2 separate regions of the Mus musculus genome follow, and region 1 is linked to region 2. A link is a loop called in an ENCODE intact Hi-C map of the cell type or tissue named here. Cell type or tissue: heart. All regions are shown on one strand. Links, peaks and the distances in the headings refer to the core of each region. The heading gives the core; the rest is flanking DNA.

The links. Hi-C counts contacts between places; a loop is a spot of excess contacts. Peaks named below come from ENCODE experiments on the same cell type or tissue, not always from the same donor. Only the 100,000 strongest peaks of a DNase experiment are listed, where the experiment ranks them.
Region 1: a loop joins it to region 2, with 5 times the contacts of the local background. A loop is called at or near these places in 24 of 42 quality-filtered maps.

The regions. Positions count from the first base shown.
Region 1 is chr9:64,382,374-64,392,119 of GRCm38, reverse strand. It overlaps Megf11 (multiple EGF-like-domains 11), which reads right to left and starts at 6,494. Exons shown (of 25, transcript NM_001134399.1): 1 at 6,292-6,494. In heart, for the core only: a CTCF peak has its summit at 4,994; no DNase peak of the experiment used is centred there; H3K4me3 peaks cover 2,435 bases; H3K27ac peaks cover 964 bases; H3K27me3 peaks cover 7,375 bases.
Region 2 is chr9:64,633,338-64,643,083 of GRCm38, reverse strand. Megf11 (multiple EGF-like-domains 11) reads right to left here. Exons shown (of 25, transcript NM_001134399.1): 6 at 4,603-4,849; 7 at 2,950-3,070. Among named protein-coding and RNA genes, the nearest start is that of Gm36311, 48 kb to the left of the region's middle. In heart, for the core only: a CTCF peak has its summit at 3,236 (motif pointing right); a DNase peak (open chromatin) is centred at 4,703; H3K4me3 peaks cover 669 bases; H3K27me3 peaks cover 4,849 bases.

The DNA of each region.
Region 1 (9,746 bases), core at 641-8,640, 250 kb after region 2:
TTGGTTATATATTCCCTGATGTTCAAAAAGTCAAATCTTCAAACCCTCCATTTGCCTTGTATTGGTCAAATGTAGTCATTGGGCTAACTCAGATTTATCTTCCTAATTAATCCCATTATATAGATGAGTAACCGAGGCACAAAAGGTTAAAATACTTTGCCCAGAGTCATGAGGTTGCTGGGATTTGAACTCACGACCTTTGGAAGAGCAGAGTAGAGAGGACTCAAACCTGGGTCTTTTTTTTTATAAAGATTTATTCATTATATGTAAGTACACTGTAGCTGTCTTCAGATACCCCAGAAGAGGGCATCAGATCTCATTACGGATGGTTGTAAACCATCGTGCGGTTGCTGGGATTTGAACTCATGACCTTTGGAAGAGCAGTCAGTGCTCTTAACCACTGAGCCATCTCTCCAGCCCCCAAACCCGGGTCTTAAACTCTCTGTAGCTTGATGCTTTTGATCCTGTCCAATTTTGTTCCTTTCTGAGACTCCATAGCCCATCAAGATTGTTCTAGACCAACTGTAAACATCTCTTCCCCTTGCCTCTGCTTAGGGCAGGCATGGCACTGAACTCACAAGTTCAGCCAAGAAGACAAGAGGCAAAGTTTAATCAGAGCCTGGGGAAAGGCTCCCTTCTGTGTCTTTTCTGCCACTGTACATGATTTTGAGGACTTGGAACCACTGCAGCCATTTTGTGACCTTGAGAACAAAGGATGAAAAGTATCTGAATCTTCGATGATGTAGCCAAGCCACTGAAAGAAACAACCTTGGAGCAGGAAATAGCCTAGACCTCTTGTTATAGGAGATACCAAGTCCCTTATTGTTCCTGCTAGGAGAGTTCAGGTCTTCTGTTGCTTGCTGTTCTGACACCCTCTCCAGTCAAGGGCTCTTGTCTCTATAGCTACCTGAGCTGTTACGGATGATAAATGAGATATATTAGTCCTACTCCCCACCCTCACTGAGCCTACCCCAAGGTTGGGCGTTCAATAAAGATTCGATCTATATTTGATCTTGAGTCTCCCCTCCCTCGCCATCTCTAACAGGATCATTTTTCCCTTTTCTGAGCCTGGCTAATCCCAAGTTTCTGCCTCACATTCTGACAGTGGTCTTACCATAACTGACCACTGGTCGGTCCTTCTTCCTCTTCCTCCACCTTCAAGGATCAAGATACATGCAAGGTACTCACACTGGCCCCAAAAGGCCATCAGCACAAATTCGAATTCCTAAATATTTGTTCTTGGAAACGTCTTTCTCAATTAGATCTCACCCAAATGTTTGACTCGGGCTGAATAAATTCCAGCCTCGTGCTCCAGAACGACATGTTGTGGCTGCATAATTACTGCAGCTAGCTTTATTTGTTATAAAAAAAATAAAGAAAGAAATAAACATGGATTGCTGTTCCTTCTCGACTGTAAAATAATCAATAAATAGAATCCAGATGAAAAATACCAGCATTTAGGGAGAACAATTCTGTTATGATTCTTTTCTTTGGGGCCTAATTAACACACATGGTAGATGGGCCCCATCAGTGAGTGGAAGAGGCTCCCCCTCCTGCTGAGATACTGCTCCAACTCACAGACAGACAGACAGACAGACAGACAGACAGAAGGTGTCAACAAACAGCATGTGCTGCAGACTCCTCAAAGCCTTGTTCTGTTCCAACAGGCAGTTTCTTGCTTTCTTTCTTTCTTTTTTCTTTCTTTTTTCTTTCTTTCTTTTTTTTTTTTTTCCTTTGTTCCCTAAGAACACCTTGCAAGGCAACTGTCAAATAAAGCCCAGTTAGTTCAGTATCAGGAGAAGCATCTTTCGGACTCTCGCCTGTCTTTCCTTCCTCCCTTCCTTCTTTTCCTTCCGTCTTTCTTGTATTCTTTCCACCTTCCCTTGCTTCCTTGACGTTGAGACAGGTTTTCACATACATAGCTCAGGTTCTCCTTGAACTTGCAGCTTAGTGAAAGATGACCTTGAACTCCTGATCCTCCTGCCTCCACCCTTGTTTTGCTGAAATTGGAGGCCTGTGCCACCACACCCGGGTTGTTCAGCGCTGAGATTCCAACAAGCTTTGGCAAGCATTCTGCCTTTGCCTCCCCAATCCACTGCCTTCCTTTTAGATGAAGAAGACACACCTTTCTGAACAATGGTCACCCTGGCCATGCAAGTTTCATAAGGGGCTCCGGGAGTGGATGGCACCTTCTCAATTATAACACCACTCTAATAAACCCCCACAGAGCCACAGGGCACAGAGTCTGCAGCCAACACATGACACCTATTTATTCCCTAATTACATGACAATATATTCTCTGTGTGTGTGCTGATGAAGATAAAATATTCTTTTAATTCAACGGCCACCTGGGGAGTGGGGGGATGGGACCGCATATAAGAGTGTCCTGGGAGTCCCTGGTGCTAAATCACAGCCTTGTCCCAGCTCCCCCCACCCCCAGCCACTCCAGTAGAGTCTCCAAGAAAATCAGTCCCTTTCCTCTGTTGTCCACACCTAAAGTGTGGTTCTCACAGTGAGAGCATCAGCATGGTGGAAAGCTGGAAAGAAAGGGCAATTAGCAAGGCCACCCCAGGCCCACTGAATCACGCCACTGAGGGTGAGTCCATGGAGCTGGGCTGCTCTAAGCCCTCCCCCCCCCCACCCCCTGCAGAAACATGACGCCTTCAGCCTTCCAGACAGACAGAAGGGCTCCAGTTGTTATGCGTATTTATTTTATGTGTTTGTATGTGTGCATTTGCACATGTGGGTGCATGAATGCAGGCAGAGGGCTGGGGCCAACCTCAGGTGTCATCCTCAAGAGGTGTCCACTTTGTTTTTGAGGCTGGGTCTCTCATTAGAACCTGGGACTCATCCATTAGGCTAAACTGTCTGTCTGTCAGTCTGTCTATCTGGTGAGTTCCAGCACTGGGATTACAAAGGGCATATCACCATACTCAGCCTTTCATGAGGGTTCTGGGTGGGACTCAAACTCAGGTGCTCTTGCTTGCACAGTAAGCACTTTACTGAGTCATCCCCCAGTTCAGGAGATCAGCACTTTAACTTGAATGGGACTCGTCAGGGACACCTGAATTCTGGGTCCCCTAGACTGCACAGTTGTCCCAGTCTACAGACCCGAGGTTCCACTTATCAGTCTGTACAGTGGGGCTCTAGAGCTTACCAGGCAGCTGTTGGTGCTGGAGTTTCAGAGGTACATAGTCACCTGGCAGCAGTCTCTATGGAGACCTAGCAAGATCACAGTTGCCGACATGCTTCTGCTCCCTCCTGCCATGCTCTGACCAGCAGAAACTCTTCAGGCTGCTCTCCAGTGCCACATACAAATAACGTCAGCAATACAGCTGTCCTGGATCACCCCTGAAAACCAGCTGACACTCCAAACTTCAGGGCCAACTGTTTCAGATCTTGTCACTCCTTGAGGTGAGGCTGGGGTCATTTGTTACATTGCCAACCGTTCTTCAGAGGTCTTTATGTGTTTATGTGCCTTGTCCTTGAAACTAGACTGTAAGCATAGGAGGGTAGGACCTGGGGTGTCGGCATAGTAAGCTGGGGACCATGCTTGGCTGAGTCCCTGGGCCCAAGGAGTTGCTGCAGAGCTAAGGGTTGACCAGATGTCCCTAGGAGGGGAAAGGCCCAGTTCATACAAAGCCTAGAATACCCAAGCACCTAGAATCTACTACACTTGTCTGTTTATGTATGTGTTTAGGGAGAGAGGGTGCATGCCACAGCAAGCATGTGAAGGCAGGAGGACAAATTTTGTGGGAATCAGCTCTCTCCTCCCACCACGTGAGTCTCCAGGATTGAACTCATGTTGTCAGGCTTGGCCGCAAGCACCCTTACTGGGCTGGACCATCTCATTTGCCAGCACCTGCTTTCTATAAGTGAGGCTTGGCAGAAGCAAAGGAATGCGTGAAGCCTCCGTGAAACCTAGGAAGCTTGCGGGGGGGGGGGGGGAAACAAGCAGGAGAGAGGGGGGTAACAGCTTCCGCAGCTTCCACAGCCATCTCCCTGGCCCTAGGGTCACTGACTTCTGCCTTCAGAGACAACTGCTAACCTTCCCCTTCCACAGAGGTTGTGGACCTGTAGGCCAAGTGCTGAACTTGAGTTCTCCTTGACCCACACCGTTTCACTGCCTGAGGTTAGCAGTGAAACCTTGGCTTGGGAAATCTTTCTCTTCCCGTAGTAGTGCGTGAGGCTCACTCTAGATCCTGTGGGAATGGTTTCAGCTGAGAGTGCCTGCCGGACTCTGCTACACAGCAACCCCTGTTGTGCCCTCCACGTGTGCCCCACAGGCCACCGGAGAGGCAGGTCCGTGGCATCTTAAAGCAGACAGGCAAAGCACAAACTTGGCATACAGTAGACATGGCTCCTCTTGGGAGATGCTGGTTACCCACGGTGTCCTGCCTCTAACCTTCCAACCTCCTGGCCCTCCAGCCTTTTCATCATTCAATGGCCTAACACTAAGAAAGTGGAAATCAACGGGGGAAATCAGGAAAGGTGCCCAGCCCTTAGGCAGGAAGACTTCCCTTAGTCAGCTCTAAGGGAGTCCCTTCACTTCTTTGGGCTTCAGTAGGCTGATCTGCAGAATGGGAGGAAAGGGAAGGACTGCAGTTACAGGCTTCAATTTTCTAGGGGCTTAAACAATGTGTGAGCAACAGCAAGAGCCCGGTGCTTGGTGCACACCGCAGGAAAAGCCGCCAAAGAAACAGGTTAAGCTTCACATCCTAGGCTGGGCGTTAATGTCAATGCTCTGGGACACTGAACCCAACCTTCAGGGAGGGGGCGATGGCCCGTAGATGATCCTCTCTGCAAAGAACTCCAGCTTTTTTGCTACTTCTAAACCTCCGCTAAGCCTCACAAAAGATCTTTTCGGCTTGCAGTCCAACAAAGACCGAACGCTGGAAAGAGATGAGGGTCGGCGAATCCAGCCACTGGACTCCCGGAGCCAAAACACTATCGGGGCAGGCTCGGGACGGTCCCGGCAGCCTGCCGCGCGCCACCACCTGGTCAGGACATTAACCCCAGTTTCCCCCAGGACAGTGATGGGCGCAGATGCGCTGGGCACAAGTATCCTTGCCACAGAGAGCTGGGAAGGCGGGGAGCCCTAACCTCCTGGTAAGCATCCTCCAACCTGCGGGAGGCCCTGCTGTATAGGCTCCCGGAGGGACCAGGCGTGGGAGAATCTGATCCCAGTCACTTGGACCGGTTTTTCTCGAGAGCATCACCAGCCCGGAAAGAGGCCGGCTGGCCTCGCAGCAGGCACTCACGGGGACGGATTCTGAGACGCGACGACAGTGGGATGGAGCGTGGGAGGCAGTTCCAGGAAAAAGCATCTGGGGTTCGAGGGCTCTGGGGCCCGCCAGGCGGAGACCCAGAGCTCCCAGACTACAGACCGATCGTGACTCCGTCCCACTCGCAACCTTGGTCCCGGGAAGGAACGGTTTTACCTATTTTTCAAGTCTTTTTTTTTTCCTCCTAAAAATTAAAAGACTAAATCAAGTCTTAGGGGAAGGTGCCTGCGCAGGGCTGCCACCAGGACCACTGTGTGCCCAGCTACAACACTACCGCCCGCGTTTGGGAGAGAAGTTAGGAAGTTCGGGACAGCCGCCCACGAGCGCAGGAAGAGGGACTCGCTTCTCTTTTAACTTTGGGTGTTGGGGTCTCCGCCGAGGGTCGGAGGTATGTAGCCAGGGGCGACCCGCAGGACTGCAGGGCGTCCGGGATTCCCTCAGTGAAAGTGGGTAGACAGGATCAGGAGGAAAAAAAGAGAGTGAGTCCACGTTGCGCGTGGCACCGGCTGGGCTTGGGCTCCGCGGGGACCTGCGCGCGGCCCCGCAGCTCTGCGTCGGGACCCGGGTCGGAAGGACGCGGTGCGGGGCGAAGGTCCCGCACATCTAGAATGGCTCTCGGCCGGGAGACCCCAGATTCGCGCAGAGCTGGCAGGTTCCTTCTTCCGGACACCCGCACCGCGACTCTCGGGTCTTCCCCCGCACGTGGAGACGCGGCGGCCGCTGCGTCCTGACTGCGGCCAGAGGACGCGCGCCTGGCCCAGCCGAGGCTCTCTACGTCTCGCATAGACCCCCGGGCGCTCCCGCAAGCCCAGCCATCCACCTTCTGCCCCTCGCCAAACTCGCCTTCTAGAGCCGGGACCTGGCCACGGAGGACCCACGGAGCTGGTGGAAAGTTAGTCGCGACGCTGCAAAGCCCCCTCCCCTGAACTGGAACCCACACCCCGACCCAATGCACCCACAGTGCTCCGAGGCTCCGGGTCCCCGCGGACCCCACCCAACCATCTACCTGCTTCCGTGGCGCGCCCCGGGCTTGGGCCAGCCAGTCGCGCGGTCCTATACCCCGGAGCCGGAGCGGCTTCAGGTCCCCAGGCAGGAGAGGGAGCTGCGAACCGCCCCGAGCCGGGCAGCCGGCTCCGGGCACTGAGAACGAGTGAGCAAGCAGGAGGCTGGAGCCGCTGCGACTGCTGCCACGGCAGCCCCCACCCCCCTGCGTCCCTCGGCCCCTCCCTCTTCCCTCCTCCCTCCGCTCTCCCTCTCCCTCCCACCTCTTTTCAGACCCTGCGATCGCGCGCATTCCCTCGCTCTTTTTCCTAGCTTTCTCTCTGCCGGTTGCCTTCTTTAATTCCCTCTGTTCTCTTCTCACTTCCCTACTCTGCATCCACCCGTTATCGTTCTTTTACCGTTTTTCCCCCGCTCTCTCTTTTCTGTATCTCTTCCTTTTAACCCCTCGCGACTCCCTTCTCCCTCCCCCCCCCCTTTTTTTTTTCCTTCTGACCGACCGATTAGCGTGGCCTCTGCACCTGTTCTTTGTAGAAGCTCTGGCTGGCGAAGCTAGCCCAGGATGGAAGGGGACCAGGAATATGCCCCAAACTGAGCTTTTAACAAGCTGAGTACAGATAGATACCCAGGGAAAGCTAGAAAAGCAAAGAACTCAGTGTGCAGAACAAGCTGAGCTGCACCAGGTAAAGTGCAGACAGCCAGGCCCCAGAGTAAGAACTTGCCATGCTGTGGTCAACTCCAAAGGCTGGACTGCTGTGGTCAACTCCAAAGGCTGGACTTAAACCAGCGGGGCTTCTTGTAGACTTCAAGGTCTTCGAACAGGGGATGAGATGGGGGGTGGGGGGGGGCAGAGGAGGGTGCATGTTAATGATAGGGTGTCAGAGGCCTGGCACTGCACCCAGAGCCACCTGGAAGTCTTCAGTCAGGTGACACTTTAGACTACACCTCGTGTGCTTGTAAGTGGGTCCTAGCCAGGTGGTGGGAACACCTGCTGGTCACCCCTACTCCTTTCCAAGATATGAGGGGCTCACTCCTGCTTCCCTGTTTGCCAGAGGTGGGGGTGGTGGGGTGTTTCCTTCCCTTGAAGTGAGGTGGGGTCCCACACTTGGGAAAGGTGTCCTGCACCCGGAGGGAGAATTTTGCCACTAGAACAGGCAGATTGTCTGTGGCTTTGGGACAAGCCACTCGACCCAGGCTCCCGTGCAGCCTGAGGATCCAGCTCTTTCCCCAGGAGTGTACTCCCTGTCATCTGTCCATTTCAGCCCAGTGGGGTTTGGAGAAATAAGAAGAAGCCCTCTTCCCATTGGCCCACAACAGGCAGCCCTGCTCTGCAAGCACCAGACCAGGTTCATCCAGTAAGTGCTAGGCTTCTGCAGGAATGGTGTGAGCAGATGAGATCTTTCTGCATTGGGGTTTCAGGTCCCAAAACTCCAAACCAACCTCCCCAGCAGTTCCTTACCTTGGAATGTCAAACTAAACGGACAACAGATGGCAGAGCCTCTTGTTCACAACATAAAAGTAGAGCTTGAAACCGGGTGAAGCACTTAGCAAACACCCGGGTCACTCACCCGCCAGAGTGAGTCCCTCCTTAAATTCTGCACCCCAGGAGCTTCCTGCCTTCTCTAGTGCTCTAGCCCCTCCTTTGCAGGACCAACCATCTAGTGATATATGAAGTTCCCCATCTGGCAGTGAGGAGACCAAATCTGACATTGGAAAAAGTTCCCAACTTCATAGCCCTAGGGGGTGTGAGTCTCACACTGGGAAGCCAGCTCCACTCACTGTGACATTAGAAAGATCACTGAGTCCCTCTAGCTTCAGTTTCCCTGTTTGTAAAATGGGAATGCTAACATTACCACAAGCCTTCTGAGGATTAAACCAAAGCCCATTTCCTGGAACAGTGACTGGTGGCACTTGGCCACTGTCTGCGGTTAATATTAGCTTAATTAAAATTAGTCTAGGCTTACACAGCTTCCTCTGCACAGTGGCTCTTGGATTCTGAGCTCCACCTTTATTTACCGTGCCTCTCACTCTGACTTTCTGTGTGGTAGAAATGTCTAAGTGGGCTGGTGGATTCGTGGAGCTGGGTGGGTCTTTCTGGATACCCATTGTGCTCTAGAGCAGCACAAAGCAGGCTGTCCTGCCCGGCTCGTTCCTTGGCTGCACTCACATACTGCCAGGCAGGGATCATGTGTCTAAGGACTGCTGAGGGACAGGGGGGTGGGTGCCTGGTTTTCTGCCATACTCTAAAAAGCTGCACGGATCTATAAAGCTGGGCTTTCCCTGCCCAGATGGCAGGCCTCCAAGAACACATGTCACAACAGAGCCAGAAGCACTTTTAGCAAACATCTCTAGGAGTCAGCTTGGGGTCGGCCGGAACCTACAATCCATCATTCACTTGCCAGGAGAGCCTGCTTGCAGGAGGCACAATAGTGCTTGGCCTGGCCCAACTTCTCCAAGTTTATTTGGGAAGCTGTAACATCTAAGACTATGCTACTCACCAAAGGGTAGAATCTCAAACAAAGTCCAGTCGCCACCCAAAAGCTTACACTCAGCTGAATGTGCTGGTGATGAGCCGTGCCAGGCTGCCCTTGAACTTAACTAAGGATGACCTTGAACTTCTGATCTTTCGCCTCCACCTCCCAAGTGCTAGGATTCCAGGTGTATGGCACTATGCCAGGTTTTACACAGTGCTGGGAATCAAACCCAGGACTTCATGCATGTGAGGCATGCACTCTACCAACTGAGCGATACATAGAAGTATGTTCTATCATTATATATATATATATATATATATATATATATATATATATATATATATGTATGTATGTATATATATGTACATATATATATATACATAGACACACATATGCATATATATGTGCACACACACATATTATACCTTAGGAAGGAGGGAAAAGGTACCATGAGCTGATTGAGGGACCCAGAATCTGACACCCCAACTCAAGTCTTTGTGCTGTTATCTGTCCTCTGTGGGCACAAGGATGTGCCTTTCTGCCTGAACAGGGTGAGAGGGCAGAAGCCAGAACTGTTCTGTCCAAGTTGGAATGACTCCTCCTTCCTGGAAATAAATCCCAGAGACAGGGGTGCCCAGGGCTAAGAAAAGGGGTACTGTCCCCCTTCCTAGCTGAGATGGCCCCTCATGCCTTCCCTCCCCTAGGTCTCCTTGCTAGGATCACCTTTCCTACAAAGACCCTCCCAAAACCCCAGGAGGGAGCCCACTGGGGACTCTCAGGGACACGTGGGACTGGCTGGATAAGGAAAAGGCCAGAACTTTGCGGGGGTGGGGAGGAGTGTTGAACTCTTCAGAGGGAAGGGACTGTGACAGTGTGGAGCACTGGAGAAGGATGTCTGGTACCTCCCCTGACTCTAGTTCCATGTCTTCCCCTCCTCAGAGCCATCACCAAACCTGGCCTCATCACAAGAATAAGAAGATATTTACAA
Region 2 (9,746 bases), core at 1,227-9,226:
TTCAAATGCCCTCTCTGGCCTCCACCATCACAGACCCCATTTCCCAGCTTCTAGCTCCATTTCTCCTCTTGCCAGTCATGTCCTTTGCATGTCTCTGTGAGTGTCTGTGTCTATGTGAGCATGTGTGAATGCACCCATTCCACCCAGCCTCTATTGTCAGCCTGGGAACTCCAGAGGGGCTGACTGTAGCACTTCCTGGTTCCTGCGTGTCCCAGTGTCCACTGTCATCAAGCCACCTACCTGCAGTTACCCTCTTTGCTCTGCAAGGTCTCAGACTCAGGGAGAAAGCTCCCAGGCTCTTGGCACACGCCTGCCCACATTGGGTTCAGTATAGCCAGGCAAGTGGAGGGGCCTATGGCATTCTTGGGGGCCAGTGGCCTGAAGGGCCAGAGAGGCCAGACCTCACAGAAGCTTCTCTGTCCTGTGTCCCAGCAGTCTGGGGGTAGTGAGTACCATTCTATCAGCTGAGTCCCCATGAGGACCAGTGGCAAGTCAGGCAATGGAAGATAAGGACAAGTGACCATTTCCTTCAGCAGCCTTTCCTTGGCCCCTGCTCTCCCTAGGAGGAGCCTCAGGCCTGATCTGAAGCTGAAGTTACATTGTGACTAGGCATGCATTGGGGTATTAATAATTCATGCAAATCTGCAAGTTCAATGCTATGTCGAAAATAGAAATGCGATTGTCTATCATAAAATTTAAAACAAAGTCCTCAGCACCAAAGCTTCCTATAGACAGATTTCTTGTCACCTGAAAAAGTGTGTTAGGAAGAGAACCACCGCTATGGGTTAGCTTTCTCCTTCCTCCATCCCTGAAGTCCAGCGGCCCGTAGGAGCATCTCAGAAGATGCCGCTCAGGTTCAGGGCTCCCTCCATGATTCATGGGGCTCCCTGAACCCTGTTGGTGGGCACTGGATACCTGGAACCTGACTGGTGATAGAAGCCTTTCCAAAAAGCAGGTCAGAGTGGGAGAAGTAGACAGATGAGAAGTGATCTCATCCTTTGGTCCTTTCAGAAGAGTGGAGAGAGAGAAGAGGGACAGAGGGAGGAGAAAGAGAAAGGAAATGATAGAGAAGAAAAAGAAAGAAACACAGAAAGACACACACACACACACACACACAGAGAGAGAGAGAGAGAGAGAGAGAGAGAAAGAGAGAGAGAGAGAGATAAAGAGAGAGAGCCCGAAGGAGGGATAGAGAGGAAGGTTGGAGGAGAGAGAGAGGAAGGGAGAGAGGGAGGAAAGAGACAGAGACAGAGAGTGAGAACATGAGTCAGATGGTTCTGGAGTTGAGATTCAGGTTCTAACTCCACCTCACTCCTAACCAACACTGTGGCCCATGGCAGGTCACACTATCCTGCTCTAAACACCCTGATTCAAGAATGGCATTTATGGCCAGACCATGGTGTTAGACTCCTCAAGCTGTGGCTGGTTTTGCTTCCATGACCTATGACCTAGAATGCCAATACCGAGAGTTGTAGGAGCCTGAGTACCAATGTCACCAATGTCAAGGCTTCTTCCTTCCCCACTCACCCCAAGGAGCTAAAGTGTTCTATGGCAACAGGAGGCAACCCCTTGCTCTTGATCAATGGCGTCCAAGTGAGGTTGTGTCGGCACACTGCCTTCCTCAGAGTCACCTGGGGAGCTTATTAAAGATGGCACTCCAGAGGTTCAAGTATGACCTCTTGACTCCTCATTGACTCCAGGATGTAGCCATATTTGGTCACACTGGATTCCTAAGGTCTCTCCCTGTCTAGAAGCATCGTGGGTCTGCAGATGTCCTTCCTAGCTGCCCTTGGGAGCTTGGTGTCGAAAGCCTCCTGAAATATCTTGCTTTGCTCAGCAGCCCTGTCCTCAGGCCCTGGGGAAGCAACTGGCTGAGCCTCTCCCAAAGTGGGGCATGTTACAGGGGCTACAGTGGGGAAGGGCAGCCCCCGAGGCTGGCAGTCTTTCAGGGGCTTGGGTCTGTAGGGAGGTGCTAACAGGGGATGGTGGCAGCTGATAGCAGGCTGTGGTTAGGCTGTGACATTCAGGGGGTATATATCAAGTAGGTATAAAAGGCTTTGGTGTTTGCCAAGCCCCTTGGATACACAGTTTCACCTGAGGGCTTCACCTACCATGATAGCCAGCCCAAGCAAGGCGCACTGAAGGCAAGTCATTCCTGTATGTGGGGAAGCTGAGACCAGAGTCAGGGAGGTTTGTGGGGGAGCAACATCAGACATATCACCTGAAGGCAGGCCTCCATGGTGAGGCTATATGTCTGCCTACTTTCCCATAGTGGGGATTCCTGGACTGGAGAGACCTGTGATAGGAGAGGAGGCAGCAGAGGTACCTGAAGCACTTGGGAACATAACAGATTCTAGCAGTCACAGAGTCAGCATGAATATGTGAGGTAGGGTAACATTTCACGAATCCAGATGAACGGACCCTGCTGCGGCTCCTCTTTCCCAGTCCCCTCTGCCACACCTGAAGCTCCTTAGGGTACCCAGACCCAAATCCAGAGTCAATCAATCTCCTTCCTTCCTTCCTTCCTTCCTTCCTTCCTTTCTAATTAAAAACATTATTTTCCAGACAGGTCTCATGTAGCCCAGGCTGGCCTTGAATTTGTTGTATAGCCGAGGATAACCTTAAGTTTCTAATCCTCCTGCCTCCACCTCCCATATGATGAAATTATAGTTTGGTTTCTTGAGGTGTTAGGGATCAACCCAGACCTTTGTGCATCCTAGGCATGTGTTCTACCAACTGGGCTACAAGTGCAGCCCTAGACATTGCCACTGATTCAAAAAGGCTAAGTAACTTGCCTTCAGCCACACAGACCCTAGACCTGGGACTCTTCACTGCTAGTGTCACATGACAGCTTATGACTATAAACAGGGGTAGGGGTGGGGGGAATTTAGCCTTTCATGGTGCCAAAACATCTTACGGTGCCCACCTAGATCTTGAGGGCCCACCTACCGTCCAGCCTGGAGGGCAGGCACATTCGCCAGTGATGTGGTGGCAGGTGCCTCCATTCTGGCAGGGGCAGCGCAGCTCACAGTGAGCTCCATGGCTCCCAGGGGGGCACAGCTCCTCACAGCTGCAGCGAGAGGAAGAGGTCAGACAGCAGAATTCCCAAAAGCAACCTAGTGCTCAGTCCCAGGCACCTGACTCCTCCCCCCAGGTGTGGGTGACATCAGCAACCAGCCCACCTGCAGACTTGAGAGCCTGAAACCCCTCCCCACCATCTGTAAGCATGGATGTTCTGATCCCTGCCAGTAGGGGGAGACAGATATAATATATTGAACTGTAGGGCACTTGGGCCAGCACTCAGAGGTTCTGGGGAGGAGGCTGAGAGACTTCCCTAAGAAGATGGTTTACTTAGGCTTTGAAGGTGAAGCCGATTGCAGGATTGCACGATTGCACGGAGAGGGTGAAAGGGCACGCCAGATGGGTAAAAAAATCACAAGCAACAGTGCTAAGATGTGGCCCTGGATTTTGCCTTTTAAAACTAGCCTATTTCTTCTCCTCTCTTTTAAAGATTTTTTTAAAAATGTACTTTATGTGTATGAGTGCTCTCTCTGCATGTATGCCTGCATGTCAGAAGAGGACATCAGATCCTATTATAGGATGGTTGTGAGCTGCTATGTGGTTGCTGGGAATTAAACTCAGAAGCTCTGGAAGAGTAGTAGCCAGTGCTCTTAACCACTGAGCCATTTCTCCAGCCCCTGAAAACCTGCCTGTTTTCAAAGGTAAAAGCTGGAAACTCCAAGGAATGTCTTTCCTGGGCTCTGAGAGGCTCCCAGCTGCCATGTGTGGGGACCAGCCACTGTGGGAGTGTAGGGAAGGTCTGTATCATTGCCTTGGGTCTCATTCCAATGACCATGGCCTCATGGGAGCTGATCAGATACTGGGGCAGGAGAGCCTGTCAATCCAGGATGTCTTATGGCCAGCATCCTTGGCTTCTGCTATGGATCTAAGAGAACACTAGAGAGCCTCAGCTGGGCTGGAAAGACAGCACCAGTCTTGTCTGTGAGAGTGTCCAATAAGCTGCCCTGGGGAATCCCTATCAGTATGGCTTCCCCAGGACACAGAAGTGAGGGGCCAATCTGCACATGATACATCAGATGGGCTCTAACCAGGCCCAATTAGGATGGGGCAAACAGGCATAGTATGAAAGTTAGAAGAGGAGGTCAAACTCACTTGTGTCCCTTAACTAGGAAGGGCCCTCTGGCCATGTGAGTTGTCTCCAGTAGGACCAGGTATTTAAGGGCTTGAATCTGAGACTTGTAGGGGTGAGGCCTGGGTACTTAAAGACACTGGGGCACTTGGGGTCAGAGGGCAGATGTCACAACCGGGACTTTCTGCTCTTCCTGCCTACTAGGGTGCTAAGAAGTGGCCCAAAAGCCTTGAAAGCCCTGGTGAGAGCCTCCAGGCCACAGCCCTGACCTGTTCCAAACCAGGGTCATTCAGGCCACGCTACCCACCTCCCTACACCCCCCCACCCCCCCCCACCCTGTCCCCAGCTGGGCATCCAGCAGAGTCTCCTGGCTCTGCCCCACCCCTCTTTCCCCACCCCTGGAGTCCTGATCTCGCCCTGGCCCCACCCCAAGCCACGCCCTCGCTACTCACTAAACGCCTGTGTAGCCAGGAGCGCAGAGGCACTCGCCAGTGCGCGGGTCACAGCTGGCGCCATGGTGGCACTGACAGAGCAGCTGGCAGCCCTTGCCGTGAGTACCAGGAGCGCAGAGTTCCTCACAGCGCCAGCCTCGGAAGCCCGGGGCGCACACGCAGGCGCCGGTGATAGGGTTGCACAGGGCGCCGTTCTGACACTGACACCGGTTGCTGCAGTGGGGACCCCAGTGCTCGCTGTCACAGCCTGCAAAAAAGGATACTCTGGGTCAGAGCTTTCCTTAGAACGAGGGTCCACTTGGCCTTACCATCTCCTCTGCCCCTGGAGACCAAGCTGTTGCGGGTATCTGGATGGAGTCCTTGGCATCTGGAGACCTCTGTCAGGCTCCACCAAGCCACCGAGTGTTCACGGGAGCTAAAGAAGGCATAGCCTCAAAGGCCTTCCAGCGCTGCTGCTCACTTCAATCGATGCCACGGGCACCTCCTCCAATGCAAACCTGGTCACAGCTTTCTGCCTCCCTCTGTCTCTGGGAAGCTCTCTTTGGTTGGTCTATCTATCCTTACTCCTCTCAGCTGGACCTTTTCTTGCCATGCCTGCCACCTTGCTCTGTGACCCTGTTCCTCTCCAGGCAGCTGGGCCCAGCCTCATGTCGGCCTGTGAAGCCCTCTTTTCTCTGTCCCACTCACAGTCTTAACCTCTCACATTCTCATTTACTTAAGGACGGTTCTGACTCACTGTGCACACCCCTGGCTCTCCCTTCCCTCCTCCTCCTCCCTTCCAGGAATACTTTCAGGCCCCCTACTTGCTTCCTCAGTTCAATTTCCTCACTGCCCAAGCTCCTTCAGAAAGAGCAGGAAAAAAAAATTGTATCCCTGGGAGGTGACAGACAACCTAGGAGATCCATTCCTGTAATTAAATGTTTCCAAGACTGATGGCTTTCTGGAGACCTGCATTCTAAGCCACGGAAAGGGACAGAGTAGCCCAGAACTTCAGGAAAGTTACCCAGCCTGTTATCACCTCCCACTTTGACCCTTTTGGTGCACTCAGGGCACAACAAATATAAGACGTCCCCCAACAACTGGGAGCTTTGAGTGGGAGTGGAGTTTGGTTAATGACAGGCACAAATACTGTTCTAGGATTTCTGTTTCTAGGCAAGAAAGATTGCTTCCAGTTAAGGCAGTCAGGTGAGGGCTCCACATTGCAAGAGGGCAGTGAAAGATGGCTCACTTGTCTGCCTGCCAGAGGACCATCTGTCTTGCTTTCAGCACCGAAAGTCCTCAATTCCAAAGAGCACCTCAGCCCTGGGCAAGCTGGAGTGGAGGGTGGCTCTGCTGCCTGTGGGCACAGATGGCCAGCTGATCTTTGTACCCAAGCTTTCTAGGATTTAGACCCTGGGAGGAAAGGGTCAGGTGAGTGGTATGGGAAGGGTGTCCTTGGGGTGAACAGATACACAGAAGCACTCAGGTGCTAAGCAGGCACAAGAAGGCAGAGATGGGTGTGGCCTGTGAACATGCTGGCGCTCCACCAGCTTTGCCAGGGTCACACAAATCTCTCCTGATAGTGGGTTGGGTCACTATCCAGAAGCCTGCATCTGTTTACCCTGCAGTAGACAGAACTACTGAGTCTCTGATCCACACCCCCTCATCTTGGCTTATTCATCTGTGGCCTTCTTCATCTGTGCCTTGAATATTGACACAAATAGACTGGGCTGCCAAACTATGAGTGGACATCGCCTTCAGTTTCCCAGTCTACTCAGAGTGACAGGCTCCTCTCATGCTGAGAGCGGCTCACGGGACAGAGAAGCTGAAGGGTAGCAGTGCAGCATCCCCCAGCTCACTCTCTTTCCAGGAAACCTTCCCAGCGGGTGAGAAGACTGACAGAATTATCCACTGTGTGTGCGCTCACTCGTTCTCTTTCCCAGTTTGGAATGTGTATATATGCATGTTTGCATGTGTGTATGTACACGCATGTGTGTATGTACACGTGCTCAAGGAGGCTCAAGGTGAAGTCAGGGATCGCCCTCAGTCACCCTTCCCCTCATTCAGTGAGGCAGGGTCTCGCAGCCAAACCCAGAGCTTGTGGATGTGGCTAGTCTCCCCTGCCAGCTTGTTCTGGGGATCCCTGTCTCTACTTTCTAAAGCTGGAAGTACAGGCAGCCTCCACACCCACAGACATTTACATAAGTCCTGGGGATCTAGACAAGCACTTTAACCAGTGAGTGGTACCCCTCCTCCCTCTCTCTTCATTGCCAAGCGCACATAGTTAGCATTCAACGTGTATGTGCTGTGATTCCATTATAACAATGACAGGGCTGTTTAAATCTCCCCACGTGCCAGGCCCCATCCTGGAAGTTGGATGCAGGAACAGTATCTAACCCTCACAGGTTCCCTTCATTCTCTAAGTTATAGACCGCAAGTCAGAGGGTCATGGAAGTTACATTGTTGCAGGGCAGCCCAAAAGCATTCTGATTCCAGGTCTTTGCTCAGGTCCATGGGAGACTCACTGGGGGATTCCAAGATGGGAAGCTTGGAGGGTGGCTGTAAAGCAGATGAGTGATAGCTCAGAGCTGGCTGTTTCTTCTCCACCCACCACTGTGAGCAGCCTCAGGATCTAGACAAGCAATTCCTACATCTTCTGGGGCCACAGTGACCCTACATGAAACTGAAAATCTGAAGCTAGTAGCATCCCTTCATGTCCCACTGGGTACCTAGTGACATTTTGCATTTCAGGTACAAATCCATACCTTCCTAATTTTTTCTTTTCTTTATTGAGAGGATTTCACTATGCAGCTCAAGTTGGCCTCAAACACTTACTGAGCCTCCAAAGTGTTGTGGGTGTGACCTGCCATGTCTGGCAGTAACCTCCATTCTCTCTGGAACAGCCCCAAACAGAATATAACAAAACCGTGTCCTGGATAAGGAGACAGAATGTTGTCACAGGGACTTGGAGCTTTACTTAGCCACTCTCATCCCTCACTTGTCCCCTTGGTATCTCCCAAGTGCCTAGGGGTGACGTGTTGTAGAGCACTGTTCTCTGAGCATAATAGACACTGCCACCTTCACCAATCTGCTGTGACCACTTGCAGGAACCATCAAGATCAGGCCTGTTGATGTTCCTCCACAGATGAGAGTGTGGCCTCCAGTTTCTCCTTCCTACATCTCCCTCCTAGCTGTGTGTACTTCTGTCCCAGATGCTTGGGGTCTTGGGGGGTTCTGGAGTATACAGGGGGTGGGGTGGGTTAATTAAAGGAGACACTCCATCTCTGTAGCTATGAGGAAGTTGTCATCCATGCAAGCGAGGGTGAGACTTTTTCAGTTATGTGGCCCCCTAATTCCTTTCAGTGACTTCTCATTCCTGTTCTGGAAATAAGCCCATTAAACTCACAGTTTTGTCAATTTGCACTTTGGTGAAATTGTTACTTTGTTTCATTTGTGGAATCTGTTATTTGATGCCTCATCTCAGGTAAGTAGATTTTCTTTTTTAAATGTCTTGCCAGGAAAGTTTATACAACATGCAAGAGGTGACTTGCCATCTCTGGAGATAAATGGTTTATCGTGGGGTGTGGCTGACACAGAATCACAGAACTCAGCACTCCATGACAGTATAGGAATAAAGGTGGCTTAGGACATTGTAGAAGTCATGAGACTACAACTCCGGCTCCTCACACTACAAACAGATGTGAATATAAACATGCCTATATTTGTGTCCCAGTGCTATGAAGCTCCTAAAACCACAAGGCAGGGCTAAGGAGATGGCTCAGTGGGTAAGAGCACTTGCTGTGAAAGCAGAAGGGCCCGAGTTCAAATCCCCACATTAAGCATGCAACCTCGGTTTTGTACAGCAGAGACAGACAGATCTCAAAATCTCACTGGCCAGCCAACTTAGCTTCAGACTCAGTACGAGACTGTCTCAAAAATAAGGTGGTGGGCTAGTGGGATAGCTAATTAGATGAAGGTGATTGCCACCAAGACTGAAGACCTGAGTTCAGCCCCAGGACCTAAGTGGTGTAAGGAGAGAACAGATTCTGGAAAGTTGTCCTCTGACATCCATACTCATACTGTGGCATTTACACACGCACGCACACGCACACGCACACACATACTCATACATCTGCACCTGTACACACATGTACACACATCCACACCCCGACAACTTTGTGTCCAAACAGGAAAGCATGGAAATAAACAGAAAACACAGAGACTAAGAAAGTACAGCTACCTGCAGCCATCAGAGGACAGACACACAGCCGCTGGTATCTGAGCCAGCAGGAGGAAGCTGAGCTAAGTTAAACAGTTCTGACCAGGGAAGCGAGGAAGCTTGTCACCCATCGCAGAGAAATTTCTCCCCCAGAGTAACTCAATGGGAAAAAATGTTAGGGACCACAGGGATCAACTTCAGTTATCTGGAAAAATTCACATAAAAACTCCTCATTCCTCAGTGGTGATAGGGAAATGAGACGGAGCCGGGAGAGTTAATTATCTACTCTGCTGAAGGCAAGTAGAGCGATCAGTCTGCAATTACAGGGGCCTGGTGCTCCTCCGTGGATCTACGCACTCTGACCAATTGAGCCAGGCCGTGTCAAACCTCACGTAGGTGGGCTTTTTTTTCCCTTCACCCTTTCATGGACTCTGCTCTCTAATTATATTTGGTTTCTGCTGATTTTTCAGCTTCTCTGAGCAGCTACCCAGGGCTTAAGGGATACCCAGATGTACAAGGCCGGCAGCTCAGCCCCTCCCACCTGACCCCTTCAGACTCCAGGATCCAGCCTTGTGGGTTTTGGGTCCTCACAACAGGGAGCGGTTTGACAGCTCTCTTCCACCGTGACTTCGTGACTTCGCTATAAACAGGCTTCTCAGTTTGTCGCCATATTTGATGGAGCAGTTACTATACAACCAGGCCGTGTACTGCAGGTGCCAAGTTGACTTTTCACACTTAGGGTCATGGATGCTATTACTATCCCCATTTTTCAGACAAGGAAGGGAGGCTCAGAGAGGATAAATAACTTATTTCAAGTCACAGCTAGGAAGTGACTGAGAGTCTGGGCTGCTACCTGCTGGGTAAGGCCTGGTGTCAGTGCAGGGAGATGCAGGATGCTGGCAGCTAGCCATCATCCACAGAGATGACAATTAAGGCTGTAGCTCAG